6 separate regions of the Mus musculus genome follow, and regions 1, 2, 3, 5 and 6 are each linked to region 4. Evidence: chromatin loops called from intact Hi-C (ENCODE). Cell type or tissue: left cerebral cortex. All regions are shown on one strand. Links, peaks and the distances in the headings refer to the core of each region. The heading gives the core; the rest is flanking DNA. Region 1 has its middle 32 kb from the start of Ccr7. Region 2 holds the start of Gm14206 (a long non-coding RNA gene). Region 3 overlaps Gm32385 (a long non-coding RNA gene). Region 4 holds the start of Gjd3 (gap junction protein, delta 3). Region 5 overlaps Gm32385 (a long non-coding RNA gene). Region 6 holds the start of Igfbp4 (insulin-like growth factor binding protein 4).

Evidence for each region. Hi-C counts contacts between places; a loop is a spot of excess contacts. Peaks named below come from ENCODE experiments on the same cell type or tissue, not always from the same donor. Only the 100,000 strongest peaks of a DNase experiment are listed, where the experiment ranks them.
Region 1: it touches region 4 in a loop (5-fold over the local background); 13 of 42 quality-filtered maps call a loop at or near these places.
Region 2: it touches region 4 in a loop (4-fold over the local background); 2 of 42 quality-filtered maps call a loop at or near these places.
Region 3: a loop joins it to region 4, with 2.5 times the contacts of the local background. A loop is called at or near these places in 5 of 42 quality-filtered maps.
Region 5: it touches region 4 in a loop (2.0-fold over the local background); 5 of 42 quality-filtered maps call a loop at or near these places.
Region 6: it touches region 4 in a loop (3-fold over the local background); 16 of 42 quality-filtered maps call a loop at or near these places.

What each region holds. Positions count from the first base shown.
Region 1 is chr11:99,120,814-99,126,132 of GRCm38, reverse strand. No RefSeq gene overlaps it. Among named protein-coding and RNA genes, the nearest start is that of Ccr7, 32 kb to the left of the region's middle. In left cerebral cortex, for the core only: CTCF peaks have their summits at 2,031 (motif pointing right) and 3,716 (motif pointing left); DNase peaks (open chromatin) are centred at 1,485, 2,002, 3,261, 4,711 and 1 more place; H3K27ac peaks cover 2,456 bases.
Region 2 is chr11:100,297,810-100,303,128 of GRCm38, reverse strand. It overlaps Gm14206 (a long non-coding RNA gene), which reads left to right and starts at 2,203. Exons shown (of 5, transcript XR_880211.2): 1 at 2,203-2,420. In left cerebral cortex, for the core only: CTCF peaks have their summits at 2,609 (motif pointing right), 3,827 (motif pointing right), 4,614 (motif pointing right), 5,153 (motif pointing right) and 1 weaker place; DNase peaks (open chromatin) are centred at 2,631 and 4,630; H3K4me3 peaks cover 265 bases.
Region 3 is chr11:99,304,584-99,309,902 of GRCm38, reverse strand. It overlaps Gm32385 (a long non-coding RNA gene), which reads right to left. Exons shown (of 4, transcript XR_389025.3): 4 at 4,411-5,290. Among named protein-coding and RNA genes, the nearest start is that of Gm32502, 15 kb to the left of the region's middle. In left cerebral cortex, for the core only: CTCF peaks have their summits at 308 (motif pointing left) and 2,093 (motif pointing right); a DNase peak (open chromatin) is centred at 2,115.
Region 4 is chr11:98,979,339-98,984,657 of GRCm38, reverse strand. It overlaps Gjd3 (gap junction protein, delta 3), which reads left to right and starts at 1,638. Exons shown (of 1, transcript NM_178596.3): 1 at 1,638-4,711. The coding sequence starts at 1,642. The coding sequence ends at 2,478. In left cerebral cortex, for the core only: a CTCF peak has its summit at 2,489; DNase peaks (open chromatin) are centred at 1,967, 2,565 and 3,016; H3K4me3 peaks cover 2,272 bases; H3K27ac peaks cover 1,738 bases.
Region 5 is chr11:99,290,100-99,295,418 of GRCm38, reverse strand. The region is part of intron 3 of Gm32385 (a long non-coding RNA gene); the gene reads right to left. Among named protein-coding and RNA genes, the nearest start is that of Krt24, 7.5 kb to the right of the region's middle. In left cerebral cortex, for the core only: CTCF peaks have their summits at 165 and 2,383 (motif pointing right); DNase peaks (open chromatin) are centred at 184 and 2,394.
Region 6 is chr11:99,037,306-99,042,579 of GRCm38, reverse strand. Igfbp4 (insulin-like growth factor binding protein 4) reads right to left here and starts at 1,336. Exons shown (of 4, transcript NM_010517.4): 1 at 735-1,336. The coding sequence starts at 1,083. In left cerebral cortex, for the core only: CTCF peaks have their summits at 1,301, 2,101, 2,661 (motif pointing left) and 4,074 (motif pointing right); DNase peaks (open chromatin) are centred at 920, 1,376, 2,125, 2,636 and 1 more place; H3K4me3 peaks cover 2,233 bases; H3K27ac peaks cover 1,983 bases.

The DNA of each region.
Region 1 (5,319 bases), core at 67-5,066, 140 kb before region 4:
GCACTCTATTGTCTCCAAGCAATTAGCTATTCTTGGCCTGTTTGTTAGACCAGTTAGCCTATCCAGACCAATACAAATGGCAGGGCTACCAACTTTGGAAGTGCCTCCTGATGCTAGGATCTCTCTCTCTCTCTCTCTCTCTCTCTCTCTCTCTCTCTGTGTGTGTGTGTGTGTGTGTGTGTGTGTGTGTGTGTGTGTGTGAGCACGTGCATGCGTGCCTGCCTGCTTGCCTGCCTGTCTGTATCTGTGTGCATGTGTACTTGGGTATACCTACATGGCTACATATATGTGTGCATGTATGTAAGGCCAGAGGCTAACCTCTCAACCACTCCCCACCTTAGTTTCTGAGTCTCTCCCTGAACTGAACCAATTGGCTGGGGCAGCAAGCCCCCAAGAGCCTCCTTTCTACCTCCCCAGAGCTGAGGTTCCAGGGGCACAGCTTTTTCATGTGGGTTCTGATGCTTGTGTGCCCTGCAGATAAACGCTTCACACTTCCTATGTCAGGCCATCCTCATAGTATCTCCACAGGGGCCTGAGGTCACAAGTTCAAGTCCAGGCTGCAAGAGTGAATTCAAGGCCAGCCTGGGAAACAGCAAAATCCTATTCCAAAATCTGAAAGAGACAGACAGACAGACAGACAGACAGACAGACAGACACTGTCCATGCTCAGTGTTAGCCTTTTCAACCATACTGGGGGAAAAAAAAGAAGTTAGGTTTTTGACTGAAGTCACTCAGTAAACTATATATTCTGATTATAATCAAATGTAGAGTCACCTACAGGCTTTTGGCATATTATCTGACATCTTCCTCCAGACTAATGTCAACAGAAAGGACAACTCAATGTTCTGGTCACACCTTCACCTCTACGGTACAAGTGTCTGAACCACATTAAACAGCTTCATTGTCATTGCCTTTCCGTCTCTTTTCTCTGAGAGCTTCCTGGGTCCTCTTCAGGGCAGAAGGCTCTTCTTATATGCCCAGCGGGGTCACCTACAGAGGTCCAGATGAGTGTGCATTTTGCTGAACTAGAATTGCGATTTCACAAGCTCGGTGGTATCCTCACAGGGACCCTCAAATGGCCAAATGTAAAAGGAACTGGGTCCATGAGACGCTCACCAAAGTTCAGCTCCCGCCGCCCCACCCCCCACCCGCTTGGCCATGTCACTTCTGGGCAGCTGGAGATTCCCAGCAAGGCAGGGGTGGGAGCAGAGAAACATTCACCCGTGGCCAGTGTGAGGATGCCAGTGTTTTCCTGCTCAAACCACGCAATCTGGTTCTCATTTCTTCAGGGAAGCGGGTGGAGCGTGACTGAAGGGTGGAAGAAAAAGAATTCCTCAGGCAGAGTGAATAAAGATCAGAAAACATCAAAGTCGATAGAATATGTGGGGTATCGTGGCCAAAGCCCCTGGTGTAAGCCAGAAGAAACTCAGAAACAGCCTTGCTTTCTTCTAAAACCTCATGCATGTCCTTCATACAAACCCCACAGATGAAGGGGAGCCAGGGATCAGCTGCAGTCGGCTCTGCCAGGCGGCTTCCCTGCAGTTTAGGAGGCTCTGAGATGTAGTGATGTACTTGGCTGTCTATCTGATCTAAGAGTGAAGGGGGTACAGATAATTCTGTCTTGATTTCTGGTGCTTCTTCAGAAAGTACCTGATGACTGTCCATCTGAACGAGCAGAAGTGATCAGAGTGTATCACAACAGCCGGGTCCAAACGATCACATGGGAAGAAGGGCACACACATGAGATCACACCCACAGCACATGCAGCTCCCATCTACAACATACAGATAAGCGGAGAGTCCGTAAAGCCACCCTTCCTTAGCCAGCAAGGAAGGTGAGGGGATATCCTTGTTTTATCTGGAAACAGAGGCCCCCACCCCCACCCCACCCCCGCATGCGCGCGCGCGCACGTGCACACACACACACACACACACACACACACACACACACACACACGCACACCTTTAGCTGAGAAAGCACAAATGAAAACAACTGCCCACAAGGGGGCATCCAAACACTATCAGACTCAAGGTCTCAGCACCAAGATTACTACTATTTGGCCTCAGAGAGACAAGGAGATGCTGAGGGAAATTTTGGAGAACCTGAAATGGGGTCTCTTATGGAGACTCAGCAGAGGAGGATGTGCACAGGGCTGAGATGGAAACTAAGGCTAAGCCACTGAAGTGAGCATGCTGACGAAACATCTATCACCTAGTCCTATCCCCATCTCTTGCTCTATAATAAATAATTCTTCATTTAGTCTCCCCATCGCCTTTTAAATCTTTTTGTGAGATTTATCATTTTATGTGCAGGGGTGTTTAGCCTGTGTGTGTACCACATCCGTACCTGGTGCCCTCGGAGGTCAGAAGACGGTGTCAGGTCCCCTGAAACTGGAGTTGTGAGCCTTGTGGGTGCTGGGAATAAAACCTGGGTCCTCTGCAAGAACAAGTGCTCTTAACTGCCTATCCAGTTCTCCGCCCCTCCTCTCATTTTTATGGGGGGGTCAGAATCACTATCATTTTCTGCCTTATAGATGCAAAGAAAAATGATGTCTCAGTTAAAGTAACTTGTCTAAGGCTAGTCAGTGGCAACGTCAGAATTCTAACTCAGGACCAACCAGGGGAGGTGACACATGGCTATACATTCCAGTACTCAGCAGAAGAAGGCAGGAAGGATCAGGAGTTTAAGGTCAGTATTGGTTATCAGTTGGGGTCATTCTGGGCTGAGACCTCCGAAGAGAGAAGTCAAACTCAAGACCATGTCGTTGACAGCTCAAGCTGGACACCATTCATTCTGCTCCCTGGGCCTTAGACTTCCTGACATCCTATGGTTCCATCCAGAATGCTGGGCAGTGAACCCCATTCCCCCCCCCCCACCTTCTCCTTGGGTAATTGTCAAGGACCTGGGAGTTGATTTTCTGGGTGTGAATAACATGTAGCCCTGAAGCTGACCCCTCACAGTTTGTAAACCACTGCTGTTGAGCTAGCTCTGATGGTCGTTAGAAAGCAATAAAGCAATTCCTAGCGAGGGGCATAACGCTCTTCTACCCCACTTTGACCTAGTCAGCTCATTCCTGGGAATTTATCCCAAGGAAACAATTCTAATGGAAGCCAAGCGTTGATCTGCATAAATGCGTGCATGGAAGTCTTTCTTTAAAGGTCAAAAGCTGGCAACCAAAACAGGGAAGCAGTTTCAAAAACTGGAGTGTCTACACAATGGGCAATCAAGTCTGGGAAAACACAGCTGTGGAAGAGCCAGGCCTGAGCAGAGCACTTCATCTATACATCAAGTCCCTGAGCCCTCCCACCCAGCCAGCTATTCAACCAGCCATGCTTGTGGGGGAAGGAGGCTCCCTGCTCATGTCCAAGATAATCCCAGTGCTCTGAGGAAATGGAAGGGAAACTGGAAAGCAACAGTGATAACAACCCAAATAGTTCTTGACGTTTGGGGTTCCAAGGACCCCTGGGTTTCGAAGTAAGGCATGGAGTTTTCCAGGGTAGTTTTGATTACTGATTATCAATGGTTGTCGAATTCCACACTGCTGGTTGCTAAGCCATCTAGCTGCTCATGTAAGTTTTAATTAAGATAATTGGCAGAAGGCTGGAGAGATAATTCAGCAGTTAAGAGCACTGACTGCTCTTACGAAGGTCCTGAGTTCAAATCCCAGCAACCACATGGTGGCTCACAACCATCCGTAATGAGATCCGACGCCCTCTGCTGGTGTGTCTGAAGACAGCTACAGTGTACTTACATATAATAATAAATAAATCTTTGGGCCAGAGCGAGAAGAGGTTCTGAATTCAATTCCCAGCAACCACATGATAGCTCACAACCATCTACAGCTACGCTGTACTCAATATACATAAAATAAATAAATCTTTTTTTGTTTTAAAAAGATAATAGATAGGGTTTCCTTTTTGATATTTTAATGTGTGTGTGTGTGTGTGTGTGTGTGTGTGTGACATGCATGTGATTGCAGAGGTATGCATGCCCTAATGCCAAAGTGAAAAATCAAGGACAACTTCTGAAGTTCCTGTCCCCACTGTGGGTTCCAGGGAGCAAACTTGGGTTTCAGCCTACCCATTTACTTGCTGATCCATCTTGCCAGCCCAGGAGAGCACCAGAAACAGATCATGAACTTAGATATTCAGTTATTACTCCACCTCCTTACTGAAAAGTGGTAAGGAAAAAAATAATAAAAGGCTTCAACTCATGAAACGTTATCCGGCCAAGAAGCGCTTACTTTCCATGGGACAAGGCAGTGCTCCTGAACCATGCCTGATCTTGTCCTCCACGACATGGACAATATGTATTAGAGAGAGAGAGAGAGAGAGAGAGAGAGAGAGAGAGAGAGGGAGAGAGAGAGAGAGAGAGAAGAAAAGGTATAAGGGAGAGTGGAGCGGGTATGGCAGGCCTTTCCCAATCTTAGTTGCCTGCTGCTGGGTAACTGAGCACCCCAAAGGTTAATGTCCTAAAGAAGAACTTCAATGATCTCAGCTCCTGCAGGGATGGAAACAGGTGTGGTATCTGCAAGCTGCAGTCACGGTGTCCCCGGGGCTCTGCCAGGGAACGATCCACCTCCAAGATCTCACACATGGCTGTTGGCACGATCCAGCTCCTCGTGGGATGTTGGATTGAAGGCCTCTGTCTTCTCAGCACCTCAGGTCTTTGGCACGCCAGTCTCTACGTGGGACGGCCCCTCACATGGCAGGCCCACAGCAAATAAAGGCGAAGGCTGTAGGGAATGAGTAAGAAGAAAGCTGAGAGCCCCGATTATCCAGGGTCTAATCTCATAAAGGACGTCTCTCGTTCCTGCCATGTTTTATTCATTAGAAAGCAAGTCACTAGGTCCAGCCCACACTCAAGGGAGCTCGCAGGAGGATGTGTGGTATGCCTACCACATACTCGAACATTTATAGCATCGTCTCAATAACAAAAACAATATTTGCTGAAGTTGCTTGTCTAATATGGAAATGTTCTAGCTCTGTCCTGTAGGCCTGTACCAACTTCTCACAAGCGCGGGCCCCCGCCTGCGCCACAGAGAGCATGATATGCCCGCAGCTCTCTTCACGCACACAAAGCCCCTGCCGAGCCTGCGCGATCTAGGGGCTCTTTTTCCGGATGAGGGGTTGGGGGATTGAAGGAGGAGCCCTGTGACATTCTAGAAGCCAAGTGTCCCAGAGAGGAGGCAGCCCCAGGCTCACCTCTGAAATGGGCTTAGTTGCTACCTTGCTCCAAGCAAGACTTTCCTTGTTGCTTTTTAAACAAGGCTGAATCCTTAATCAGCCAGCAAGGAAGGCCCAAGCAGATGTGGCGGCT
Region 2 (5,319 bases), core at 251-5,250, 1.3 Mb before region 4:
ATTTGAGGCTAGCCTGGGCTACAGAGTGTGACCCTGTTCCCCAAAACCAAAACATTGGGGGTGGAGAGATATCTCAGTAGTTAGGACACGTAGCACTTTTGCAGAGGACCTGAGTTTGTTTCCTAGTACGCACGTCAGGTGGCTCATAACCATCTTGGTTATGTGGTTTGAACAGGAATGGCCCCACAGACTCATGTGTGTGAATGCTTGGCCCACAGGGAGTGGAACTATTAGGGAGTTTGTGGCCCTGTTGAAAGAACTATGTTACTATGGAGGAACACAGAAAGGGACACACACACACACACACACACACACACACAAATACCTTCCATCCATATATACACAATTAAAAATAATAAAAATTAATCTTAAAAAAACTAAAATATTTAACCAAGCATATAAACAAAGCTCAAAACTAAACAAAGACTTTATCATGGAAAACTTTGTTATACTTTACAGTGCATATGTGCACAGGTAATTCACAGAGTGAAACTTCTGTTTCAAATCAAACCTGCCCCAGCATCTCTCCCCTCCCATGAGTCACTGTTACAACCCATGGCAACTCTGTTACCTTGGAGACAACACCCTAGATCAGTGGTTCTCAACCTTTAGTGCAGTTCCTTATGTTGCTGTGACCCCCAACCATAAAATTATTTTGTTGCTACTTTATAACTGCAATTTTGCTACTCTTAAGAATTGTAATGTTTTGGAGTTCAAATCCCAGCAACCACATGGTGGCTCACAACCATCTGTAACAAGATCTGACTCCCTCTTCTGGAGTGTCTGAGGACAGCTACAGTGTACTTATAATAAATAAATAAATAAATCTTTAAAAAAAAAAAAAGGGCTGGTGAGATGGCTCAGTGGGTAAGAGCACCCGACTGCTCTTCCGAAGGTCAGGAGTTCAAATCCCAGCAACCACATGGTGGCTCACAACCATCTGTAACAAGATCTGACTCCCTCTTCTGGAGTGTCTGAGGACAGCTACAGTGTACTTATAATAAATAAATAAATAAATCTTTAAAAAAAAAAAAAAAGAATTGTAATGTTTTAAATATCTGATATCCAGGATATCTGATATGCAACCCCTGTGAAAGGGTCTTTTGATTCCCAAAGGGGCAGAGACCCACAGGTGGAGAACCACTGCCCTAGATCCTCACTTCCTACTCCATATCCAATGGGCTAAGTACACCCTGGGTTCCCCTTGCACAGTGCTCTGGACTGGCTGTTTTTTTGGCTTTCACGGGTTACAGAAGAGTTTCCCAGTCTCCTCCTGTGTTTCTCTGCTCCCAGCCCTGCTTTCCGGTGTCTGACTCTTCCATAGCAACCAAAGTCTCACCTTGTTCTGTGGAGTCAGTCTTTGTCTTTTCCTTTAAAATTTATTTATTTATCTAATGTGTATCAGTGTTCCATCTGCATGCTTGTGAATGTGTGTGAGTGCACTGGCTCCCCTGGAACTGGAGCCACAGACAGCCATGAGTTGCCATGTGGACTCTGGGAACCGAAGCCTGATCCTCCAGAAGAGCAGCTAGTGCTTCCAACTGCAGAGCCATCTCTCTCTCCAGCCCTTCTGTCTTTCCTTGATGTGGTCAATCAGCTCTGGGCTCTGCTTATCTCCATCTTCCGCCCCTACGTCCTGGGTATCAGAGCATTATTGCGACATCCTCACCCTGGGATGGAGCAGATATTTGGTTCTTTCTCAAAGTCTTGAGGTTTTGCCTTAAAGTTACCTTTTCGCTGAGGCCCTTCCTTCCTTCCTTCTCTGTCTGTCTGTCTGTCTATCTATCTATCTATCTATCTATCTATCTATCTATCTATCTATCTATCTATCTATTTACTTATCTATCTACCTATCTACCTAAGAATGAGACTGTGTCCACTATATAGACCAGGATGGCTTAGAACTTAGAGAGTTCCACCTGCTTCTGCATCCCGAGTCCAGGCATCAAAGTTGTGTGACACCATGCATGGTCTGATCATCCAGTTTTAATTGCGTTTCAAACCAACCTCTCCCCCTGTCAATCCACATTCCCTTCTCTGTCTTCCCCATCCTTCTCTCTCTCCTTACAAACACAATTTCCTTATTTATTTAGGCTTCTGGGTAATGTGCTTACCCTGTTCCATCTCCCCTGCTCCGCCCCCACCCTCCCGTCCTGTCCCCCCCCCCCCCCCCCGCCCTCCGGCTCCGTCCCGTTTCTGGAATCTACCACCGTGTTACTGATGTTCAGGTAGGCTTAAATCTCTCTCTGTTTGCTTGTGAGCCTAGCTCCTAACTGCTGAGCCATCTCCCCAGCCTCTGGCCACCACCTTTTTATGTAGCGGAGGAGGACAGTGCTGGATAGTTTTATGTCAACTCGATAGAAGCTAAAGTCATCTGAGAAGAGGGAACTTCAAAATGCCTCCATAAGATCGGGCTACAGGTAAGCTTGTAGGGCATTTTTAAAATTAGTGCTTGATGAGGAAGGGCCCAGGCCACTGTGGCTTCCATTCCTAGGCTGGTGGTTCTAGGTTCTTCTTATTTTTGATTATTTTTATTTTATTATTTTATGTGTACAGGTATTTTGTTTTTATGTATGTCTGAGCAGCACATGCATGCAGTACCGCCAGCGACCACAAGAGGGCACCAGATCCCCGGGGATTACAGATGGTTGTAAACCATCATCTAGGTACTGGGGATGGAACCCAGGCTCTAAATCAGAGAGCCAGTGCTTCAGCCTTTGTTGTTGTTGTTGCTGTTGTTTTTTCGAGACAGGATTTCTCTCTGTAATCCTGGCTGTCTGGAGCTCAGAGATCTACCGGCCTTTGCTTCCCAAGTGCTGGAATTAAAGGAGTGAGGCACCATTGCCCAGTGGTCCTGGGTTCTATAACAAAGCAGACTGAAGCCGGGCGGTGGTGGCGCATGCCTTTAATCCCAGTATTTGGGAGGCAAAGGCAGGCGGATTTCTGAGTTCGAGGCCGTTCCAGGACAGCCAGGGCTACACAGGGAAACCCTGTCTTAATCCCCCCCAAAACCCCAAAAAACCCAAAAAACCAACCAAACAAACAAACAAAAAAAGCAGGCCGAGTAAACCAGTAAGCAGCACCCTTCCATGGCTTCTGCGTTGGCTCCTGCCTCCGGTTCCTGCCCAGTTTGAGTTCCTGGCCTTTGATAATGAACGTGGAAGCATAACGTCAAATAAATTTTTTTTCTCCCTAGGCTGCCTTGGTGCTGGCGTTTCATGGCAGCAACAGAAACCCTAAGACAATGGCTTTGAGCTGGGCGGTGGTGGCGCACGCCTTTAATCCCAGCACTTGGGAGGCAGAGGCAGGCGGATTTCTGAGTTCGAGGCCAGCCTGGTCTACAAAGTGAGTTCCAGGACAGCCTTGGTTACACAGAGAAACCCTGTCTAAAAAACAAAACAAAACAAAACAAAACAAAACGACAATGGCTTTGAACTTAAAAAAGTCTTTACTTGTATTTATGCGGATGTGTTTGTGCCTGAGTTTACCTGTGCCGTGTGTGTGTGTGTGTGTGTGTGTGTGTGTGTGTGTGTGTAGCCGCCTGCAGAGGCCGGAACATGCCAGCTCCCCTGGATCTGCCATCACAGGTGATTGTGAATCCTTTGAATTGGGTGCTAGGAACCCACCTGAGGTTCCCTGAAAGAGCTAAGCACTTATCTGGGGAGCCATCCCCCCAGTCTTGACCTTAAGCTTCTGGTCTCTACTTTCTGAGTCCTGGGGTTACAGGCAGGCCTGCACCCAGTTTATGTAGTTAAAAAAATTATTTATTAATTTATTTTATGTATATAAGTACACCATCACTGTCTTCAGACACACCAGAAGAGGGCGCCAGATCCCATTACAGATGGTTGTGAGCCACCATGTGGCTGTTGGGAATTGAACTCAGGACCTCTGGAAGAGCAGTTAGTGCTCTTAACCACTGAGCCATCTCTCCCACCCCCAGTTTATGTAGCCTTAATGACTGAACCCAGGCTGATCCTTGGGCCCAGTGCATGGTAGGCAAGCGCTCTAGCAACTCTGCTATAGTAAACTCCAAATGTTTCCACACCATTTGGTATGGCTTGTAGTAAGGTCTTGAGAAATGCCAAACACGTGTGACATAAAGAACACTGTTTAGGTGAATACCCCAGTATCTGTGTGTAAGCAGCAATCCCAGGCCTCTTAGATTTTATTCACTTCTTATTTCTAGTTGTCTCAGATTTCTTCCCAGGTATGTCCCTGGTCTCCAAGGCTCTCTAGTCAGCCGATGACATCATCCCCTCCCCCAACCCTGTGACTCAGACGTGGCAATGTGTCCTGTCATCCCATATCCTGTCTCACATGATCTGTTCTTCACCTAAGGACTGTGGTCACACGTCCTGGGCCTGAAACTCAAGGAGTCACACTTGATTCTCAAGTGGTCTTCTCTAGTGACTTAGATGTGGTATCTCCTGAATTACCTTTTGTTCTGAGGGAAAACCGACTCCAAGTTCAGTTTGGAGGCGTCCCCCCCCCATGTCTTTTCCTTTCTGTATCCCCTGGAGCTCCAGCTATAACCTGTTTAGATCAACCCAAGAAGAATTTAGAATTTCAGGGTCTAAGCAGTCATAGAACAGGCGCACTTCCAGCGGCGGCCACACGATGGCAGCACAGACCGGGTTTAGAGACGAGACCTGCTGCCTGAGTCTAGCCTTCAGCTGATAATTACTGGGGCTCCAGAGATGTGTGGCACAGTCCTCTCTTTAAGGCTGGGGGACTTTGGGGCTGGCCCAGGGGCGTCAAGCATGGGGTTGTGTGTCTGTAGACCGACCAGGAAAAGGCCTACCATGGAGTTCGATCCCGCCGACGAACATGGTGAAAAAGAACACGTACACACACGTGCACACGCACGCACTCATACACACACGCGCGTGCACACACGCACATACTATAATGAAAATGTAGGACAATTTCTTGTGGAGTGACCTGGGATAAGCTCTTTGTGCCTCTGGGGCAGCTTCCCACCCATGCAGGGAGTGGGTCGCTCCTTTGGATGATGGTTGTTTGACATTGCTGGAGTGACAAATGGCCCTGCAGCTGCCAGCATCTCGCAGCTGTTACTTCTGAGGCCCTGACGGCTCCAGCATTGATAACCTCCTACCTGAAGTTGGGAGGCAGTTATGCCACAGGGCCAGCAGGGGGTGCTGTGTTCTCTGGATCTGGCATTGGGTTCCCCAGTGGGGTTGGTTGTCTTAGTCTGAGTGGATCCTGGGAGGTTCGACTGGGATGCAGTGGGTAGTGTCTGTGGGTGTTGGCACAGTTTGCAACTGATGGTCAGAGTTCTGGGTGGCGATTGTGGGT
Region 3 (5,319 bases), core at 54-5,053, 330 kb before region 4:
AGCTAGGTTCGATTCCCAGGAGCCATATGGTGGGAAGAGAAAACTGGCTGTCACACACACACACACACACACACACACACACACACACACACACTTGATAAATAAGCAAACTTATTTACCAGAGAAAAATACATTTTTATTCAGAGAAAAATACAAGAACAATCAAGTAATAATTAATTTGGTTAAAATAGCTATAAGAGAGTTGGAAAGATGGTTCAGTGGTTAAGAGCACTGATTGCTCTTTCAGAGGTCCTGAGTTCAATTCCCAGCAACCATTTGGTGGCTCACAACCATCTGTAAATGGGATCCGATGCCCTCTTCTGGTGTGTCTGAAGACAGCTACAGTGTACTCACGTAAATAAAATAAATAACTAAATCTTTTAAAAAGACAGCTGTAAGAACAATAAAAATGAAAATTACGTGAGTGAGGAGAAACTGAGTTGTCCTGTGAGACTTTGACTCAAAAGGGGCATTGAGATGCTCAGAAGGTAAGGGCTCTCGCCACCAAGCCTGGCCAAGCCTGATAACCTGAGTCCATGCCCATAACTCCCACATGTTGTTCTCTTACACACACACACACACACACACACACACGAAATTGCAATGCATCAATTATATAATTAATTTTAATTTTAAAAAAACAACTTCCAATAAGAAAACTTGTTGGAGGCTGGAGAGATGGCTCAGAGGTTAAGAGCACTGACTGTTCTTCCAGAGGTCCTGAGTTCAGTTCCCAGCAACCACATGGTGGCTCACAAATATCTGTAATGAATTCTGTTACCTTCTTCTGGTGTATCTGAAGACAGTGAAAGTGTACTCATATACATAAAATAAATAATTCTAAAGAAACAAACAAACCTTGTTGGGGTATACATTGTATGAGGGTGTGTCTCCGTATTTTTCAATCGTTGATTCTGTACAGGCAGAGACCTAAATGCTGGCAGGATATTGATATTGTCATTTCTATGGCCTACCAGCAGCCTTATATTTGTAAATACTTGTCCATCCGTACCTGCTCAGACACTTGACGGTCGGTCAGACAACCCTCTATGCTTAGAGTCAATCTAGAATTGTATCAGGGACTGTCTTACTGCTGATGGGTTGTAATAAAGAGCTGACAGCCAATATCTAGGCAGGAAGTAGGGGGCAGAACTTGAGAGAGAGAGAGAGAGAGAGAGAGAGAGAGAGAGAGAGAGAGAGAGATTCTAGGAGAAGAAAGCAAAAGTAGGAGCAGGAGATTCAAGAGCAGACATGGAGGGACAGATGGACCAGAGCAGAGAAAGATATAGAGTGAGCCACATGGCAGGTTCTGGGCAAAATGATTGGATTACGTTAGATGAGCTAGCTGGGAGACTGCCCAGCAAAAGGCCTAAGCTTTAAACTCTAACAGACACCTCTGTGTCGTTATTTATACACTGGAGGGTCCAAGCAAGTCCCGCTGTAGAACCTGAAATCACACCTTAAGATTTTAGTAAAGGAAGAACAAAGTTCAAAGTTAGCAGAAGAAATAACAAAGTTCAAAGACGAAACAGAGACTAGGAAACTACAGAAGCGACCAGCAAGCACTGGGATGTGACTCAGGTAGCACGGTGCTTGTCCAACATGCACAAAGCCACAGCTTAGAGCTCAGTGCTGCATCAAACTGGGACTGCGCCTGCCTGTCATCCCAGCATGGGGGAGGGGGAGTGAAAGCAGAAAAATCAGAAATTCAGGGACAGCCTGGGCTACATTAGAAGTTCAAGGGCAGCTTGGGCTACACGAAACCCTGTCTCAAGAAAGTTAATTGCTCAATTAATTAATTTTTTAAAACATGAATGAAATTAATAGTTGTATTTTTAAAGGTTAAAGTTTATCAAAACAAAAAACAAAAAACAAAAACAAACAAACAAACAAAACCTTTAGCTAAATTTAAAAAAATTAAAGAAGACTCAAGAAAAAAGAAAAAAGGAAGAATACAGATTATAAGAAAGCAAAGAAGTGAAGAAGAAAGAGTCACAAAGTGGAAAGTATGCTCTCTTACATTTTAAATTTTATTTTTATTTCATATGTAGTGGTGTTTGGTCTACATATATGTCCGTGCACCACATGCATGCACTACCCACAGAGGCCAGAAGATGGCATCTGTTGCAGAATTTTAGCAGAGCCATCTGTAGCTGGGTGAATTCCTGAGTAATGGCACCTCAGCTTTGAAGTAGCCCTATGTAGATAGTCAGTGACTGTTAACTGAGGTTTACAGCATTGCTCTTCCCAAGGCGAAACAGAGCCTTTGCATAACTTAGCTCCAAGTGGCACACAGGAAGTTCTGTGACTGAGAACTGCAAAGGGACCGGTTTCTTCAGACAACTCTTAGATCAGGTAAGGAAGGTATGCAGACATTGACTTGCTAAAAGTGTCTTTTGTAACAATCGAGGCTCTTCAGAGCGGATTCGAAGTTCAGTCTTTGCAAATCACACACACACACACACACACACACACACACACACACACCACTGCTGCTGAGAAGCCTAAATTCATCCTGTGGTGTCTCTCTTCAGACTCCCCACTTAGTGAGTGCCAGGTTTGATGAGAGGCTCTGTCTCAAAAAACAAGGTGGAGAGTGATAAAGGAAGATCCTCTGGCTCCACACATCCACATGCATGTGTGGGTAACCACAAACATATATATCCATATACCATACACACTGACATACACACACAAGAGAATGTCTTAGGGATGATGGAGACATGCCGGGAAAGAAGATAGACTTGTATCAACAAAATACATAACAGGAAAACAAAATTTAAAGAAAACACTTACACCTCAGTGAAAAATATTAGAAATGTAGCCCCAAACCAAGGAAACTACGTAGCTAGCAAAAAAACAGACTTGGGTTGCAAGGTTACAATGTCTTGTCCTGTTTTAGTTCTTTGGATAACCTCATAAGATCCAGCTGGACCACTCCCAGGCACAAGTGCAAATGAATATTGTTCACTTCGCATCTCTGGCTTGCCCCTCCACTACATGGTCTAGCAAATTCCATTTCCTATCTCTCCCTCCAACACCACCTAGAGAGAAAGCCTCCAAGCAGAAAAGGCACCCAAAAAGCCCAGTCCCACATTCCTGACATTCGTTTTTGTTTTTGTTTTGTTTTTTGAGACAGGGTTTCTCTGTATAGCCCTGGCTGTCCTGGAACTCACTTTGTAGACCAGGCTGGCCTTGAACTCAGAAATCTGCCTGCCTCTGCCTCCCAAGTGCTGGGATTAAAGGCCACCACCATCCGGCCATTCCTGACATTCTTGACAGGTGTCCCAAACCCCCTCACCCAAAGGCACAAGCCACCCCACCTCCACCCCCAGTGTTGTGTTTTATAAAAAAGAGTCAAGATATGTTAGGTAGAAACACAGTATGTTGAGGTAGACAGAGGGTGGGGGAGGCTGCCTCTGCTGGCCCACGATGAGGCATCCCTTCCCCCTGAGGAACCAGCCATATGATGGATGTAGTATGTAATAGAGTTTATTTAGGGCAGGGAAAGGAGAGTTGAGGAGGGAGTAGAGACAGAGAAAGGCAGAGGGGAGAGGGGAGGGGAGAGAGAGGAGGGGACATGAGGAGAGGCCAGCCAGGAACCCATGGCCGGGAGGGGTAAGAGAGGGAGATGGGGCAGGAAGGGAAGGAGCAGAGAATAAGAAAATATGAAAGTGGGGAGGGGCCAAACAGCCCCTTTTATAGTAAGTCAAGCATTGCCATGAATGGCTTGTGCTATCTTAGAGATCATTTGAAACAGGTCTTAGGGTGCCCTTGGAGACCCTCTCCATCACTCACTACCAAATCTCACAGTCAGGCTTGGATTCCTTTTCCTGCTGTCAGAGGCTCTTTCAGCTCAAACATCTGGACAGGAGAGGCATAGTCTTATTGTGTTTGGCTATTATGCCTCTCCAAGATCTTCTAGAAAATGTGACAGACATTTTGCAGTCCCTGGACTTAAAGGGTTGTAGGATGAATGACTCAATTCTCTATCCCTATGCCTGCCCTCAGCCACTGCTACTGAAAGGAAATAAAACTTGAGACCTGTGATTCATGTAATGTATGTCAAATAGCCCAAAGAGTTGTTTGTGAGCTTTGAAACCTGGGGCTGAGAACATAGCAGAACAGACCAGGACATGCCCCGGCAGGCCCATCGCCTCCCTATCTCCCACCCCTCTGACCTAAGTTAAATGTTACAGGCTGCTGATGTTTAAATAGACCAATCATGTGAAACCGCGCCAATTCTTCCCCCAGCCCCACTCCTTTTCTATAAAAACCCCTAGCTTCCAAGCCTTGTGGTCGAATCCACTGTATCCTGTGTGAGATACGTTTCGACCCGGAGCTCCGCCATTAAAATACCTCCTGTTGTTACATCAAGGTGTTGTGTTCTATTCGTGATTCTTGGGTGCACGCCGAATCGGGAGCTGAGTGGGGGTTTCCCCACTAGGTTCTTTCACTACCGGCTCACAAAGGTCAGCTTCTACAACAATAATTTCTCCATGCCCATCAACCTCTTGAAGCACACAGCCAACTTGAACAGATTGAATGTGGAACAGTACCCTGCCCCTCTGGGGTGCTATGATGACTTGGGTGTCCCCTCCACAGAGCTGTTTGCCCAACTTTGTGCTGGGCTCATGGATACACTTAGGGTCATAAGACAACCCAAGAGCATCTCCTTTGCAATAGAGATCTGTCATACATGTGGTGAGCGTTGTTTATGACCTAGGGTCCAAACTTTGTCCTTGCTGGCAATAAATAATAACGGGTTTCAGGGATAGCCACAAAACCATATGAACAATAATATTAGTCAGATACCCATTTTTTTAACCCACACCCCTAGATTGATTTATTAGTGTTGCAGACCAGACTCTGGAGCTAATGTTGGACCTTGAACCTTTCACATGTGTGGGAAGCCACATGTGCCGTTGCAGGGTGGCTCTGGCTACCGCTGGCCACCACGCATACATAGGCAGTAAAGTTTTTTTGCCAAGATGAGGTTTTGAGAACTAACCAAAATTAACCAATCAGATGAAAGAGAAGTTAACCAATCAGATGAGAGAGAAGTTAACCAATCAGATGTAGGCATGCAAATGAGGTGGTAAGCATAACCCAAGCACAACCAATCCAGGTGTGAGACACGCCTCTCCTAGGCCTATATAAGCAGCACCAGTTCTGAGCTTGGGGTCTCTTCACCTCGGCAATCAAGCTCTCCCAATAAACGTGTGCAGAAAGATCCTGTTACAGCGTCGTTCTTGCTGGAGAGTCAGACGCACACAAGACACATGACCACCTAATCAAAGAAAAAGAAAAACAGAAAAG
Region 4 (5,319 bases), core at 249-5,248:
CTGTTGACCTTATGAGGTGCCACACACCTCACGGTAAACCTAGACATTGCTGAGTAGGAAAGACCAGAGCTTTGGCTTAACCACGGTAGCCAGCTATCTCCACATCTTCCTGATGCCCTCACGGAGTATTTCCAAGCACTGGGTTTGGGGTTTCTGTAACACAGCTGAGACCTGGTCATTAAGATGGGCGACTATGACGGGTGTGGTGATGCATACTTAATGTCCTGCACTTGGGAGGCTGAGGCAGGAGGATCATTTACTTCAAGGGCAGCCTGGCCTATACGGTAAGGTCCTGGCCAGCTTGAACTACACAGCGAGACTCTGTCTCGGAACAAAGTAAGAATCTTAGAGTTTAGCTGGCTCAGGTGACAGACCAAGAGATCTTAGCCCAAGTGACCTACATGGCTCATCCAAGGTCCAATAGTGGCAGAACCAAAAGCCCCCCCCCCCCAAAGCCATATTTGTTGTCCCCTAAAAGCCGAAGTTATCTCCCTCTGGCCCACAAGACCCTTCAAAAATGGGGTCAGTTGGTTGTGGTGGACCTAGTCTTCAGTTTGAGGAGTCTGCCAGGAGATAGGGTTCCCATGATTGATCTCTCTGGCTCCCTCAATTAAAAAAAAAAATGTAGCTCTAGTTAGCCTCCGTCCATCGCCAGATGGAGACATGGCTATGGGATGGGCATGGGGGGTAAGGGATGGAAAGAGAAGGCAGGAAGGACCCAACAAGGGGTGTGGCCCTGGATCTATTTCCAGGGTGGAGCCGGACCACAGGTCACCCTGTCCCTTTAAGAGAAGGGGGAGAGCTAGCCCCTCTCAGCCATACTTGTCCTATCATCCATCCCGGCCAAAGCCAAAAAGGAAAATGAAAGAGGGACCCAGAGGGACAGGTCCCAGCTGTCTCTCAAGGTCCTCCGCTCAGCTCTAAGGCCCAGGTCCCGGGGTAAGTGGGGTTGGGGACATCTAGAGGCCACTAAGGGTCTACAGGGACGGGACGTGGTGTATTCTGTGTGTCTGGGGAGGCTTACAAGAGATGCTTGATAATTGCTATCAGAGAGGAGTCGAGGGGGCTGTGCCCGGTCTCCTTGGCTGAGGTTGGTGAGGAAGGGAAGATTGAGGGCGGGCGAGAGATCCTAAGTTGGAAAAACAGGCTTCTGTGTCAGCTTCCAACCCCAAAAGGCGTTCCCTGCTGCGAGGTGAGAGAGAAAGGAGACAGTGGGGGCTCACCCGGCCTGGCCCTCCCCTTGCTCCCAGGGGTCTCAAACAGAAGGAACGTAGAATTCTAGACTCCAGTAGCCGCTCTTGCTCCTGGCACAAAAAGCCAGGCCAGCAAGGTTGGCCCTGAAGAAGAACCTAGAATCTGGGGAACCTTAGGGTCTCCCTAGCCAAGCAGGCCCAGGCCAGGTGTGCGGGGAAATCCCTCCTCAGCACCCCTCTATGCCCATATGAAGGAATCCCATAGCTGAGGATGGACTATCCTCACACTCTGACATTAACTCATTAAACCCCAGAAAATATTCTTTCCCTGGCGCCCTCCGAGATTGTTGAGGGACGGGGGTGGGGGTGGGGGTGGGGGGTGGCGGGGGACAGGGGGTATTCAGCCCGCCCCAGCCTGTGACTACCCCCTTTCCTCGTCCCCAGCGTCATGGGGGAGTGGGCGTTCCTAGGCTCCCTGCTGGACGCGGTGCAGCTACAGTCGCCGCTCGTGGGTCGTCTCTGGCTGGTGATCATGCTGATCTTCCGCATCCTGGTGCTGGCCACGGTGGGAGGTGCGGTGTTCGAGGACGAGCAGGAGGAGTTCGTGTGTAACACGTTGCAGCCCGGCTGTCGCCAGACCTGCTACGATCGCGCCTTCCCGGTGTCCCACTACCGCTTCTGGCTCTTCCACATCCTGCTGCTGTCGGCGCCGCCGGTGCTGTTCGTCATCTACTCCATGCACCAGGCCAGCAAGGAGGCGGGTGGTGCGCAGCTGGCCCCGCCGTGCGCGCGCGGGCGTGCCGAGGCGCCGTGCTCCCCGTGCGCCCTGCGCGCTCGCCGCGCGCGCCGCTGCTACCTGCTGAGCGTGGCTCTGCGCCTGCTCGCCGAGCTGGCTTTCCTGGGCGGCCAGGCGCTGCTCTACGGCTTCCGCGTGGACCCGCACTACGCGTGCGCCGGGCCACCTTGTCCGCACACGGTCGACTGTTTCGTGAGCCGGCCCACCGAGAAGACCGTCTTCGTGGTCTTCTACTTCGCCGTCGGGCTGCTGTCGGCGCTGCTCAGCGTGGCGGAGCTGGGTCACCTGCTCTGGAAGGGTCGCCAGCGCGCCAAGCTGCTCCCGCCGCCGCCGCCGTCGCCCTCTTTGCCATCGCAGCGCGGGGACCCCGACCCTTTCGGCCCGCCAGCCTACGCGCACCGCTCACCGGCAGGCGACAGCGAGGGCGAAGGCGGCAGCGGCCACAGCAAAGCGTCGCTGGCTACCGTGCGCCAGGACCTGGCCATCTAGCGGCGAGATCGGAGGCTGGATATCAGCACCCGGGTCCTTGGAGGCAGAAGGCTTTGCTTCTGAAAGACTGCGTAGGACCCTGCCTGAGCAGAAGATGAGCAGAGGGGACCGCCAGGGTTCGGGTGGGGGAGGTGTCGCACTTCCTAGTGCTGGTTACGGCAGCCGTGTTAAATCAGGGAGGCTCCTCGGTGCTGTGATCCCTGCGGAAAGGGAGGACGCCAAGGGCTCCCCTGAGAGGCGGCAAACCGGCCGTGGGTGACCTGATTGTTGCACCGGGGACAAAAATCAACAGTGATGGCAACATTCCCAGGTTCCCTGCTAATTCAGAGAAGAGTGGTTTTCCGTGAGCGCTCTGCACACACTCTCTCTGGACACACTCAGATGGGTTGGCTGCTCAAGCATAGTAAACCTCTATGAGCTGTGTGTATTTGCATGTGTATGCTTGTGAGGGTCCGCACATGCGTGTGTCCACACGTATACATCTCCCAAGTGACAGGCGATAGAGACCTGGGTTCATGCCTGCGTGCACAGAAATGTACATGTATGTCCTTGAAGGCTCTGTGTGGATGCATGTACGCATGCGTCCTGTGTTAGCTCTGTATACACACCTATACACACGTACATTCTGTGTGTGCATCCGCCACCACTGTCAGTCACTAACCCAGCCACCTATGAGGCAACTCTGTCCCCAACAGGAACTGACAGCAAACAGTCCTGTTCAGTCAGATGTGTTCTGGGCCCAGTGGCCAGGCAGGGTAGCCCAGTGGCTAGGCAGGGTAGCTAAGCTCCACCTTGGAGGCTGACTGGGACTGGGGTGGGGCTCGACTTGAAACAGTGCTGTGCTTTCGGCTTACTTCATCTCTGGTCCCACCTGCCATTGTTCCCTGTAATCTATAAATGTGACTGACTCCTACCAATCGTCAAGGAAAGCTGCCCTTCAAAGAGAGGTGTTTCTGGGTCCCCATTCCCTTGCAACTAGCCTAGACTTTTTGTTTTTGTTTTTCGAGACAGGGTTTCTCTGTGTAGCCCTGGCTGTCCTGGAACTCACTTTGTAGACCAGGTTGGCCTCGAACTCAGAAATCCACCTGCCTCTGCCTCCCGAGTGCTGGGATCAAAGGTGTGCGCCACCGACTTTTTTTTTTTCCAAAGAGATGCCACATGGCTCTGTCACCCTTTTCGTTCTGTCCTCTCACCTGTGTTCCTCCTTTGTCACCTGTGTGGCCATCCTGAATACCCTCACTAGGACCAAGTGATTAAGCCCTGACAGAGCAGGCCTGGCTGCCTTCCCCTGCACCCCTGGCTCTGTCAGATCCACTGCCCAGGCCCTGCCGTTAGCCACCATACCCCAAACAGCTCGTTCTCCCCCACACCAGCCTTCCTCTGGCCTTTGTATGCCCTGGGAGCTTTCTACATAGCCTTATTGGCCATAGGGGAATTCCCTGTTCTTGGGGTACAACCAGCCTTTTCCCCAGGCTTGCTGCACACTAGGCTCCCCTTAGTTGGGCCTCCACCCCTACCTTGCCATCCGTCAAACCAGCCTGAAGTTTCTGTCCCCGGCAAGCATGCCCACTTGGTATGCCAGTTTTAGACATGCTGTTGGGTGCAGTCTTACTTTCTGAAGGCCTGCCCCCCCCCCATTGCCTGCCTTTGTCTTTTGGTCTCATTTGAAGAAAATGTGCCTCAAGGCATGGCTTTCTCTGCCCTGAGCTACAGTCAGGCACCCTGTGTTCCAGCCTCGTACCATCTGGGCATGACATATAGTGTTTTGGGCTCCATCACTCCATCACCATGCTGAAGCCCACGCCCGCACTCCCAGTGGACGAGTCTGGTTCTCGGATGTCGGGTCGAAAGCCTGGAACCCTCCACTCAAGCATACTCGTGGATGTCCAGCTGCCTTCCAAAGACAGTCACTCAACAATAGCGGTTCAAGATCACTCACATTCAATACAGTTGCACATGAGACACAATGTAATATTTAGGTTTGATTTTGATTTCTGAGATAGGATTTTTGGGGTTTTGTGTTTTGTTTTGTTTTGTTTTTGTTTTGTTTGAGATAGATACATAGCCCTGGCTGGCTAGGAACTCAATTTGAGGCTGACCTCAAATTCAGTGACTTCAGAGACTGTCCCTGGCTCCCACTGCCAGGATTAAAAGCACACATCCATACTTACAATGTAATTTCCAATTTTCATTCAACCACATTAAAAAAGCAAACGGACACAGGCAAGATTAATGTAAGTAGTGTTGTTTTCTTTAACCTACCTTATCCAAAACAGTCCCGCTTGAGCGCATCGTCCGTCAGTGTCTGCAAGGATCAAGGAGATATTTCCCATTCTTTTTCTCACACCAACCTAGAGTGTACTGTACACATAAGGTACATGCCAGTTCAAACCAGCCCAGTCTGCAGACACGGGTGTGGCTGGCTGGCACATGCAGCCCAGATCCAGATGTTGGGCACCTACATCTACAGGCTGGCACTTCTGTCCTCATAGAGTTTGCATTTTGGTGGGAAAGACATCAGAAAAGATAAGGGGAGAGCGATGTTCCTGAGGAGGTGACACTTAAGGGACCAGTCATGAAGCCGTTTCCAAGAAAAGCATTCAGGTATTCAGGTAGCCAGTGCCAAACCTCGAGGTGGAGGTGTGCCAAAGCCAACAGAGAGACTAGTGTGGCTGGAGTTGATCGAACATGGATGGATGTGGTAAGGAGTGGCCAGCAACTTAGAAACAGTCCATCAGATCTTTTTTTTTTTTTTTTTTTTTTGGTTTTTCGAGACAGGGTTTCTCTGTGCAGCCCTGGCTGTCCTGGAACTCACTCTGTAGACCAGGCTGGCCTCAAACT
Region 5 (5,319 bases), core at 75-5,074, 310 kb before region 4:
GAGCTGATATGCAGGATAGCTGATATTCAACCCTGTGAAAGAGTCGTTAGACCCCCGAAGTTACGACCCACGAGTTGAGAACAGCTGGTTTAAAGGGTTTTTCTGAGGTAAGCCAAGTCTGTATAGACTCCAATAAAAACATCTTCAAGTGCAGAGTCACCTCATGGCCACCAGGATGCAGAAGAATCCAGGAAATAGGCGTCACCAGAGGGACAAAAGAAGGTGCCAGAGACAATAATACTGGCAAAATATCAAAAGTCAGGGAACTCAGTGCACATCAGAAAAGCAATAAATGAAATGAACAATAAATAACTATAATGAAACAATTAACAGTAGGTTGATTTCAAAAAAAATCAAACAGAAAAAAGCAGGGAACTGAACAAAGCACTAGGCAAAATGAATGAAAAAAGCCAATATCCTGCACTGACTGCAGAATTGATTAAGTAGAAGAATCCATGAGCTTGGGGGGAGGGGGGGGCGACGTTTGACAATATATGGTTGGAAGGAAAAAGAGAATGAAAAGGAATGAAAAGCTGTGCACAGAGCTTAGCAGATGCAGTGGTACACACCTGTAATCTCAGTTACAGGGAGTCGGTGAGGTTCACACAAGGCCTGGGATAGCCTGATCTACATAGTGAGTTCCACACCACACTGGGCTACATGGTAAGATCCATCCTCAGAAAGAGAGAGGCAGGGAAGGAAGCAGACAGAGTGGGAAGAGAGAGAGAGAGAGAGAGAGAGAGAGAGAGAGAGAGAGGCAGAGGCAGAGGCAGAGAAAATGAATGAGCATCCAAGGTGTGTCAGTGGATAGAGGTTCTTGCCACCACCAAGACTCGTGACCTGGGTTCAATCCCCAAATAGAAGGAGAGACGTGTCATCCACAGCCACAGCCTTCTGGCTTCCACACCAGCATGGTGGCACTTGTGTACCCACCTGACACAAGCACACACACACACACACACACACACAAGCTTACATAGAAGAAATCAATAAGGAAGGAACGAGAGAGGAAGGCAGAGAGGGAGAGACAGGAAGAAGAGATTGAAAAAGCAAATGTCTGAGTCATTCAAGTTGGAATTCAAATGGGAGAAAAGAGTCATGAAGGAGTAGAAAACTTACATGAAAATAAATAAATAAAACAGGGCTGCAGAGATGGCCCGGGAGTCGAGAGCACTGACTGCTCTTCCAGAGGTTCTGAGCTCAATTCCCAGCAACCACATGATGGCTCGCAATCACCTGTAATTGAATCTGATGCTTTCTTCTGTCGTGCAGGCATACATGCAAGTAGAGCATGTGTATACATAAAAATAAATATATAAATAAATCTTTGTAATAATAACAACAACAACAATAATAATAATAAAGCAGAAAAATCAAATTAAAGTCAAAGGTCTCCAGTTAGGTTCAGTACAAATAAGATTATTGTTAGGACATTACAATTAAGTTGCCAAAGTTCAAAGACACAGAAGGATCTTGGAAGCAGCAAGAGAAACAGAGCAAATCACAGGTAAGGGCGTTCCAGTGTTCACACACACACACACACACACACACACACACACACACACACACACCTGGCAGACATCTCGGCAGGAGCCTCACAAATGGCGGGAAAGTGGGATGGTGTATTCAGAGGACTGCGGAGGAAAGCTGTTGAGCAAGAATTCTGCATCCAGCAAAGATGTCCTCCAGGGTGACAGAGTGAAGGAGAGGTGGGCGTGCTCCTAAAAAAAACCAAAAGGTGAGCTTATCCGTCTCCACTGAAATGCTCAAGGGAGCTCTGCAGTCTGAAGGAACCGGGCACTGGTGGGTAACTAAAACCAAATGATTACTCTAATAATGTAGGGGGAGAGTAGGGGGTGGAATGGGGTAATGTCAGTTGCACCTTCAGGGTGAGAAGAAAAGGCGAATGGCTGAAAATAATAAGCAAATGATTTGTCAGGTGGTGAGAAATATAAAAGCTGTGAAGGCGGCGTCCCCAACCCGGAGGGTAGTAACAAGCAGAGTTACAGCTCTGAGGGTTTTTATTTTCCAGTTACAGCTCTGAGGGTTTTTATTTTCCTTCGTTTGTCGAGGCTAAGCCGGAAGATGTTTCTCGTAAGCCTCATGATAACCACCAAGTAGAAATCTATATCTGAAGGGGGAAAAAAAAGCAAGGAATCAAAATACATCGCCGGGGAAATCTGAGGGCGGAGAAAGGAAACATTGTAACACATTGAAAACAATTAACAAAATAGCGGAGGCAAATCCCCACCGAACAAACGGCTGTAGTCCTCTCAATTCCCTAGAATAGACTAAATAGATTTAAGACACATAGATACTTACAGAAGTCCCACCATGTGCTGTCTGCAGAAATCCACTTACAGGTGTGAGGGCAGTGCCTGGAGATACCAGAAGAGGGCATCAGATCCTCTGCAGTTGGAGTTACAGGAGGTTGTAAGCTGCCTGGCATGGGCCTGGGAGGCAAGCTTGCATTCTCTGAAAGAGCATCCTGTACTCTTAACCCTGAGGCAGCATCTCTCCAGCGCCAAGATGAGATGTAGCAATAAGAACACACATGAAGGCAAGGTGAAGGGATGGGGGAAATATACCAGGCAAGTGAAAACCAAAAGAAAGATAGAATAATCACAAATAGATAAAACCAACTTCAAGTCAAAAGACTGTAATAGAGAGAGAGGTGGGTTGAGGAGAAAGCAGAAGAAGTTGGGGGAGGGAGAGGATCACTATATAAAGATAAACCCACTCAGCAAAAGACACAGCAATTATAAATCTATATGCACCCAACACCAGAGACCAATATATAAAGTAAATGTGGAGGTATAAGAAAGGAGAGATCGGTTATAATGTGATAGCACTTTGCCTTGAGGGATCATCCAAACAGAAAATCAATAACAAGACATCATAGCAGACACATAACAGCTTCCGTCAGATAAGGGACTACACGTCCTCTCAACTGCACATGGGACAGCTCCAGGAGAGCCCATTCACCAGGTCAACATATTCAGGAAGACTGAAACCGCATCAAGAACTTTCCCAACCGCCGTGGTATAAAAATATAAATCAGTAACAGGGGGAACATTGGGAAATTTACAAATGTGTGAAAATTAAATCAATGAATGGACAACAAATTTAAAAAGAGAAATTGAACATTTCTTAGGACAAATAAACAAAATGGAGACAACAATACTTTAGAATCTTAGAGATCCGGCAAAGGTAAGAGAAAAGTTTACAAGAACAAGTACCTACATAAGAAGAAATACAGTTGGACGTGTCAAATCTAAGGCCAGCCTGGGCTACATAAGAAGTCCTAAGCCAACCTGAACTTATGAGATTTGTCTCAAAAGATCCATTGAAATTGCTTAGTAGGTAAGGCATTTGCCACCTAGGCTGATAACCTGAGTTCTATGTCTAAAACTTCTACAAGTTGTCATCTCTCCTCACACACACACACACACATATACACACACAGACACATGCATACACACACACAAAAAAACATACACACAAACACACTATGGCAAATGGATGTGCACACATACATATACCTACCTATGTGTGCACTCAGTAATTATTTAATTTTAAAAATGGAGGAAAAATCACATAAGGAACCTGAAATCAATCACAGCTTAGTATTAGAGCTAAGAGGAAAGCAAATAATGAAGATCAAAGATGAAATCGAAACTAGTAAACCACAGAAGCGATCAGCAAGCACTGGGATGTGGCTCAGGTAGCACGGTGCTTGTCAAACATGCACCAAGCCACAGCTTAGAGCTCAGAGCTGCATCAAACTGGGACTGTGCCTGCCTGTCATCCCAGCATGGGGGAGGTATAAGCAGGAGAGTCCTAAGTTCAGGACAGCCTGGGCTACATGAGACCCTAACTTGAAAAAAGTTGATTTATTAATTAATTTTAAAAACATGAATGAAGTTAATAGCTGCATTTTTAAAGGAAAAAAATCAACACATCAAAGAAGACCCAAGTAAAGAAAGAAGGGGTAAGATTGTAAGAAAGAGAGAGGTGGAGGAGGAGAAACAGACACAGGCAGAATGTCTGTGCTCTCTTACATGGTTTTAATTTGTTTGACTTTATGTGTATTGGTGCTATGTCTACATGGATATCTGTGCACCACGTCACGCACCATCCACAGAGGCCAGAAGAGGATCAGACCCCATGGGACTGGAGTTACAGGTGGATGTGAGCCACCATGCGGTTGCTGGGAATTGCACTCGGGTCCTCTGGAAGAGCAGCCAGTGCTCTTAACTGCTGAGCCATCTCACCAGCCCCAATCTGCTCTCCTTTTATTGGTAATTTGTAACTTCTCTGGCACCTCACTCTAGCACTGGGCTGAAATCAACTGATGGACACTGCTAGGTCCATGGGGTGGCCTCTCAGCATGCACACTGGGATAGAACATTTATCTTTCAAGTAGTTGAGTCTGGAGCTGTCATAAGTAATGACTCTGCACAGGAGCTGGCCCACTGATCTTGCATATCCTCCCTGCCCCGTATTACACTATTTCTTTTCCTTTATCATTTGCCACTGAAAGTTCTAGCAACAATCATCAAACACTCTGAACTTCAGATGCTCCTCTGACCTACCTTGATCACATGTCTTGTTTGAAAAAAAATGCACACTAGAATGTTCTATGGAATAAGCAGGAGATACAAATTGAGTTCCATTCTCAACAAAGACTCATCATAGCCAAGCAGTGCTGCCATATGCCTTTAATCCCAGCACTCGGGAGGCAGAGGCAGGTGGATTTCTGAGTTCAAGGCCAGCCTGGTCTACAGAGTGAGTTCCAGGACAGCCAGGGCTACACAGAGAAACCCTGTCTAGAAAAAACAAACAAACAAACAAACAAAGACTCATCATGAGTGATAAGCCACTCCCATCAGCGTGTCAGATTTTTGTTGATCTTAAAGTATGGGACACATTCAGCTGAAATTAAAAAATCAATCAATCAATCAAATAAAAGCACCCAGCATCTATTTGGCAACAATAACCAACACTGGTAGTGACTATTTGCAAGTCACTCAGCAATACAACCATATGTACAAGAATTGTTATTTATAGAATTCTTTACTGGTCAAAATATCATATAATTATGGGCAGAGTGTGGGGCTGACACCCCTGGCATCTGTGGTCTAGTCATTTCTTTTGAGATCCTGGTTACTAGACATCCCCTGGCTAGCTGCCAGACACCCAGAATGTCACATCCAGATGTTCTAGTCCACTGAAAACTCACTATGTTCTTCAGGCTTCCACTTACAGTGGGAGGAAGTGCCAAGAACTAATTTGTTATCTTTGACGGGAGGAAGTGCC
Region 6 (5,274 bases), core at 1-5,000, 58 kb before region 4:
TCTTCTGAATTGTATGTCCCACTTCACCCCAGGGTGATGAGTGAAAGGCCCAGCCCCTGGCTCCTCACACCTCTCACCTGAGACTGGGTGTGTGGATCAGGCTCTGGATCAGGAACAGAAAGGAACCGTCCCAACACACACACACACACACACACACACACACACACACACACTGCCTCCCGCTCGAATACACATACCATCCTTATCACACAAACGTGCACAAGCACACCATCCTTATCACCCCCACAGACACTTGCACACACGTATGCACATGCGCATGTACACACACACCATCCTTATCACCCCCCACAGACACATGCACACACGTATGCACATGTGCATGTACACACACACACACACACACACACACACACACACGCACGCACACCTTATCATCGCAGTCATCTAACTCTAGATGACAAATGTAACTGAATCAGGTCATTTAACTTACCTCAGGAGCCAGGCTTACCACTGAGGCCAAGGCCCCTCTTCCCAAAGAAGTACTTAGGAGGTTTGAGATGAAGAGGTGGGGTAGGTTTCCCTCGACCAGTGGCAACTGGTGCTGGGATTAAATGCCAGCATTCTTGGCTGTTTCTAAGCTCTGCCACGTACCTCCCTTCTCCTCAACTCACAGGGGGCATTGACGGGCCTTCCAGGCCAGCCAGAATGGGAACTAAGTTGCAGGGAGGAGGGTGTTTGGGAAATGTGGCCGAGGGAAGGTAGGTGTACCTTACCAGAGGTCTGCAGGCTTTCCTGGATGGCTTCGATTTCCGACAGCTCCGTGCACACGCCTTGCCCGTGCATCAATGTACGCAGGGGCTTCTCCACCCCCCGGGGAGGGTAGCAGCGCATGCCTGAGCCACAGCGTGGGGTGTACACCCCGCAGGGCATCCCCAAGCCCAGGGCGCAAGTGGCGCAACAACCGCAGCCTGGCTCCCGCACCAACTCCTCGCAACCCACGGGGGGGCGGCAGCGCGCCAGCTTCTCCTCGGAGCAAGGGGGGCAGTGGATGGCTTCGTCGCCCAGGCTCGGCCGAGGCCCTGCGGCCAGCAGCAGGGCGGCCACGAGGCCGAAGGGCAGCATGGCGAGGACGAGGGTGGGGCGCAGGAGGGGAGCGCGGGCTCGCGAGCGGGCTGCAAGGGACCCGGAGGCAGCGCCCAGAGAGCTTAGAGAACCAGACCCGGAGGGCGCAGGGACACGGGGCGACCCCGGCAGGCAGAGACGGAGCCGGGGAAGTTAGCAAGCACGCTGGAGCAGAGCGAGCCTGGCCACCGAGGCGCTGCGCTGCATCCTCGGCCGGCCCAGCAGGCGGCGGGGGGCAGGGGGCTGAGCGGCTGCCCGGGACCGGCTCCCGGGACTTTATACCGGCCCCCTGGCCACACCCCCAGCGCCGTCCCCGAGGTGGGAGAGCAGGGGAGGGCGAGGGGGAACTGGAGCAATGGAGCGGGAGAAGAGGCCGTTAGGGGGGAGGGGGCGCTGGCCTGAGTCGCCGCCACCGCTACAACATCTGAAAGTCCTTTGCCCCGCCGAAGAAAGCGACGCAGTTTGGAAGCGGTGGCCTGCGCGCGGAGAGCCTCTGAGCTGGACCCTGAAGAGGAAGCAGGGCGAGGGGAAACGAAGGGGATGTTGCTTTGCCCCCCTCCCTCGACCTCGAAGGAGTCCTTCCCAGACACCTAGGAGATCCTCCTGCTGCCACAGAAAACCTGACCTCATAGCGGATTCAAGATTCTCTTGTTCAGTTCCCATCCCTGGCCAGAGTCCTCCGGTCACCCCCACCCACCCCCCGGGTATGTCCAGTCAACCTCTAGAGACCGCGCTAAAGTGGGACAAGGCGACTAAGCACTCTGTAAAGGGTCCAGGAGAGTTCTGGCCTCAAGGTGCTAATAGGCAGTCTTCTCACTTGCCCCTGAACCCCTGTCGCTTGACCCCCGCCCCTGGTTCCATTTGGGCCTTGCTGCACTCTGCTTCCAGAACTCCAGAACAAAGTGCCAAGCCTCTTCCTCCTTCCTAGATGTTGTTCCCTCTACCGCCCTGCTTAGATTCTGGAAGGAGACTGCCATTGGCTTTGTACAAGATGTGAGTCGAACAACTCCAGGGGGCTCCACTTCATGTACTCATTGTGTGTTTGCATAGTTACTGCAACAGTTTCCCAGTAGATGGCAGTCAAAGATTTCCAGAAAGAGAAGCGGCCTTTTAATTTTCCCGACGCCACTTTGCCCCTGGGTGATAAAGGGATTATTGATAAATATATCCCTTCCCCTCGCAGCAATTCTGTTGGAAACGGGAATTGATCTAGAGTCGCGTTTGGAGGAGAGACCCACCTCCTACCACCTTCTTTTTCATTTCTCCCTACGCCTCCTCATCCTCCCCAACCAAGGAGTTCGCTTCTTGTGTCTGTCCAGGCACAGTCGGAGGACCGAAGGATTTTGCGGGTGGATGGGGTCCGGAAGGGTTGGGCTAAACATCCAAGGAGCAACCAACCTAAAGATTTCCTAGACCTCTTCCGGTTCTTTGTCCCAGAGTCGGGGTCTTTCAGCCTCGGAGGAATTAGGCCACCTCCCACTTTCTGCACCGCAGACTGTTGGCGCGGTTGGAGGGAGAAAGGCACCAAGACCCGGACCTGGAAGACTGATCAAAAAGTTGCGAACTGACGGCACCTACTGGCAACCTCTAAGACTGCAGGAGGGTTGAAGTGATAGGATTCCTTCCCTCAGTCCCATCGCAAGGATAAAGTTGGGTCTCTCCTGTCTCATCTGCCATAGAGAAAAGTGAACAGAACGGGTTCTTGAAGCTCCTGGGGGAAGACAGCGGGTTTTTTGTTTTTGCTTCTGTTTTGTTTTGTTTTTGATTCGGAAGCCAGTCCCTGCCCCCATCCTCGTCCTTAAACCCAGTCAGCCTTATACTTAATGCACCAAGTTGAAGTTGGTGTCTAGCTAAAAGGAAGCCTATGCCACTTCTTGGAGCTCCTGTGGGAACAAGAAGGACCAATAAGGACAGTTCTGAGGCCCAGCACTCAACTTGCCGGCCAGACAGCAAACCCAAGATGAATAGACGCGCGTGCTGATGAAAGTGGGTGTTCTGTAAAGGTCTCTAGATGAGACAGAGGCCCCCATCCTGCAACCCCAACACCTCCTCTGCCCCCAAACCTTCCTCTGGTGTCTCCCCACCCCCACCCCATTCCCGGGAAGTCAGGGCTCAAGCATGACTCTCCACATAAGGTACATTCACTAAGCACTTATTATCCCAGGACTTTTGCCTCAAGAAGAGAGAAGACAAGTGTGTAATGAAAATAAGTTTTCTAAGACATGGGCAGGCGCTCTAGGAGATATTTATATGGGACACATGGGGACCCAGAGGCACTCGAAGCCAGTTCTACCTCTGGGGCATGAGAAATATTCACTGCTGATGTGACCTGAAGCCAAGTTTCCTGTGCTCAAGAATAAAATTAAACTGGTATCAGCATGGTCAGACTAGATGATTATCCAGCCTGTCACTTCGCCCTCATTAGGGATGCTGAAGCTCAGGACCTTCAGGACCTGTCAAGCAAAAGGGACTTTATAAGCATCTCTGAGAAGTGCCTAGAAGGAGATAGGCACCAAGCATTTTGTCCTTCCTAGGCCTCCCCTGCTAGGAACTCATCCCAGATTATAGGAGCTCTTCTGATGGTGCGACCTGTGTCTCCTCCACCAAACTGGAGCCTCTCTTGGTTTAGTGTGCCTCTCAGCAGTAAAAGCTGCTCAAGGAGATAGGAGGAACAGTAGTCAGAGCCAGGGCTCTGAGTGTTAAGTTGTAGCAGAGCCCTTTACAATTATAGATCTGTTACTTAACATCTTTATAAAATGGATTTATTGGTATTTATTTATTTTGAGACGGGAGGTCTCATTATGTAACCTTTGCTGGCCTAGAAGTCACTATGTGGGCCAGGCTAGCCTTGAACTCTTGAAGATCCAGTTACCTCTGGTTCTTGAGTGCTAGCATAGAAGACAGGCTACCAAGTCATAGTGGTTTTCTTAAAGATTGATTTTATATGCGCACACCATTGCAGTCTTCAAACACACCAGAAGAGGGCATCAGATCCCTTTACAGAGGGTTGTGAGCCACTGTGTGGTTGCTGGGAAATGAACTCATGACCTTTGGAAGAGCAGTCAGTGCTCTTAACCGCTGAGCCATCTCTCCAGCCTGCCCTAGTATTTTTTGATTATGTGTGTGTGTGTCTGTTAAGTGGATGTGTACATGAGTGCAGGAACCCACAGAGGCAGAGAGGCCAGAGGCATCAGATCTCTTGGAGCTGGGGTTATAGGCACTGTAAGCCACCTGAGATCTGCTGGGACCTGAACTGGAGTTCTCTGGAAGCTGAGCCATCTGTCTTCAGGTCCCCATTTAACATATAAATAAGTAATTTTCATCATTGAAGAAATGAAGGAAGGGAGGTAAAAAGGAAGTGGGAAGGGGCAAAATTCATGGGCTCAACCATGGAGAATGGTTAGAAGAAAACAAGAGGGGATAATGACAGGGGTTCTGAGAACTGGAGATATATATAGCTTACTTGTAGAGTACTTACCTAGCACGCATGAGGTCCTAGGTTCAAATCTCTGTAGCCCCTGAAGGTCATTTTACCCAGGCATGGTTGCCCAGGCCTATACTCCCAGTACTTAGGAGAGGCCAGCCTGGGCCATACAGTGACTCTGTCTCAAACAATCAAGAAGAAAGGGAGGAGTCTGAAATCCACGGGCAGAGTTACTGGTACAGGCTGGTCCCTCCACCTGGCTTCGCCTCCTGTGGGCTGGACGCTCCTGTAATGTGCCTCTGGGAAGCAGAATCCTATTTCCCTGCTCTTGCCTGGGCGGGAGCATGGACGGTTTTATCAGTCCCTGCTTCCTGGGACCTGGGAAGACACTCTACCTGATGCACAGATGAGGAAACTCTCCCCCCCCCCCCCATCCATCCAGCCCCTTCCTGCCCATCCTCTCCCTGACTTGATGATCAGCCAGTCTCATTAGCTGCCTTCCTGGGACAATTCCAGGCTTCTGCTGACCTCAGAGAACAGATTGCGGGTAGGGGTCGGGGCTCTCAAAGCCAATAAAGACAGAGTTGTGACTGGGCATGGTGGTGCATATATTTCATTCCAGCACAGGCAGAGGCAGGAGGGGAGCTCTGTGAGTTGGAGACCAGCCTGGTCTATATAGTGAGTTCCAGGATATAGTGAGACCTTCTCATAAATAAATAAATACATAAATAAATAAATAAATAAATAAATAAATAAACAAAATTCTG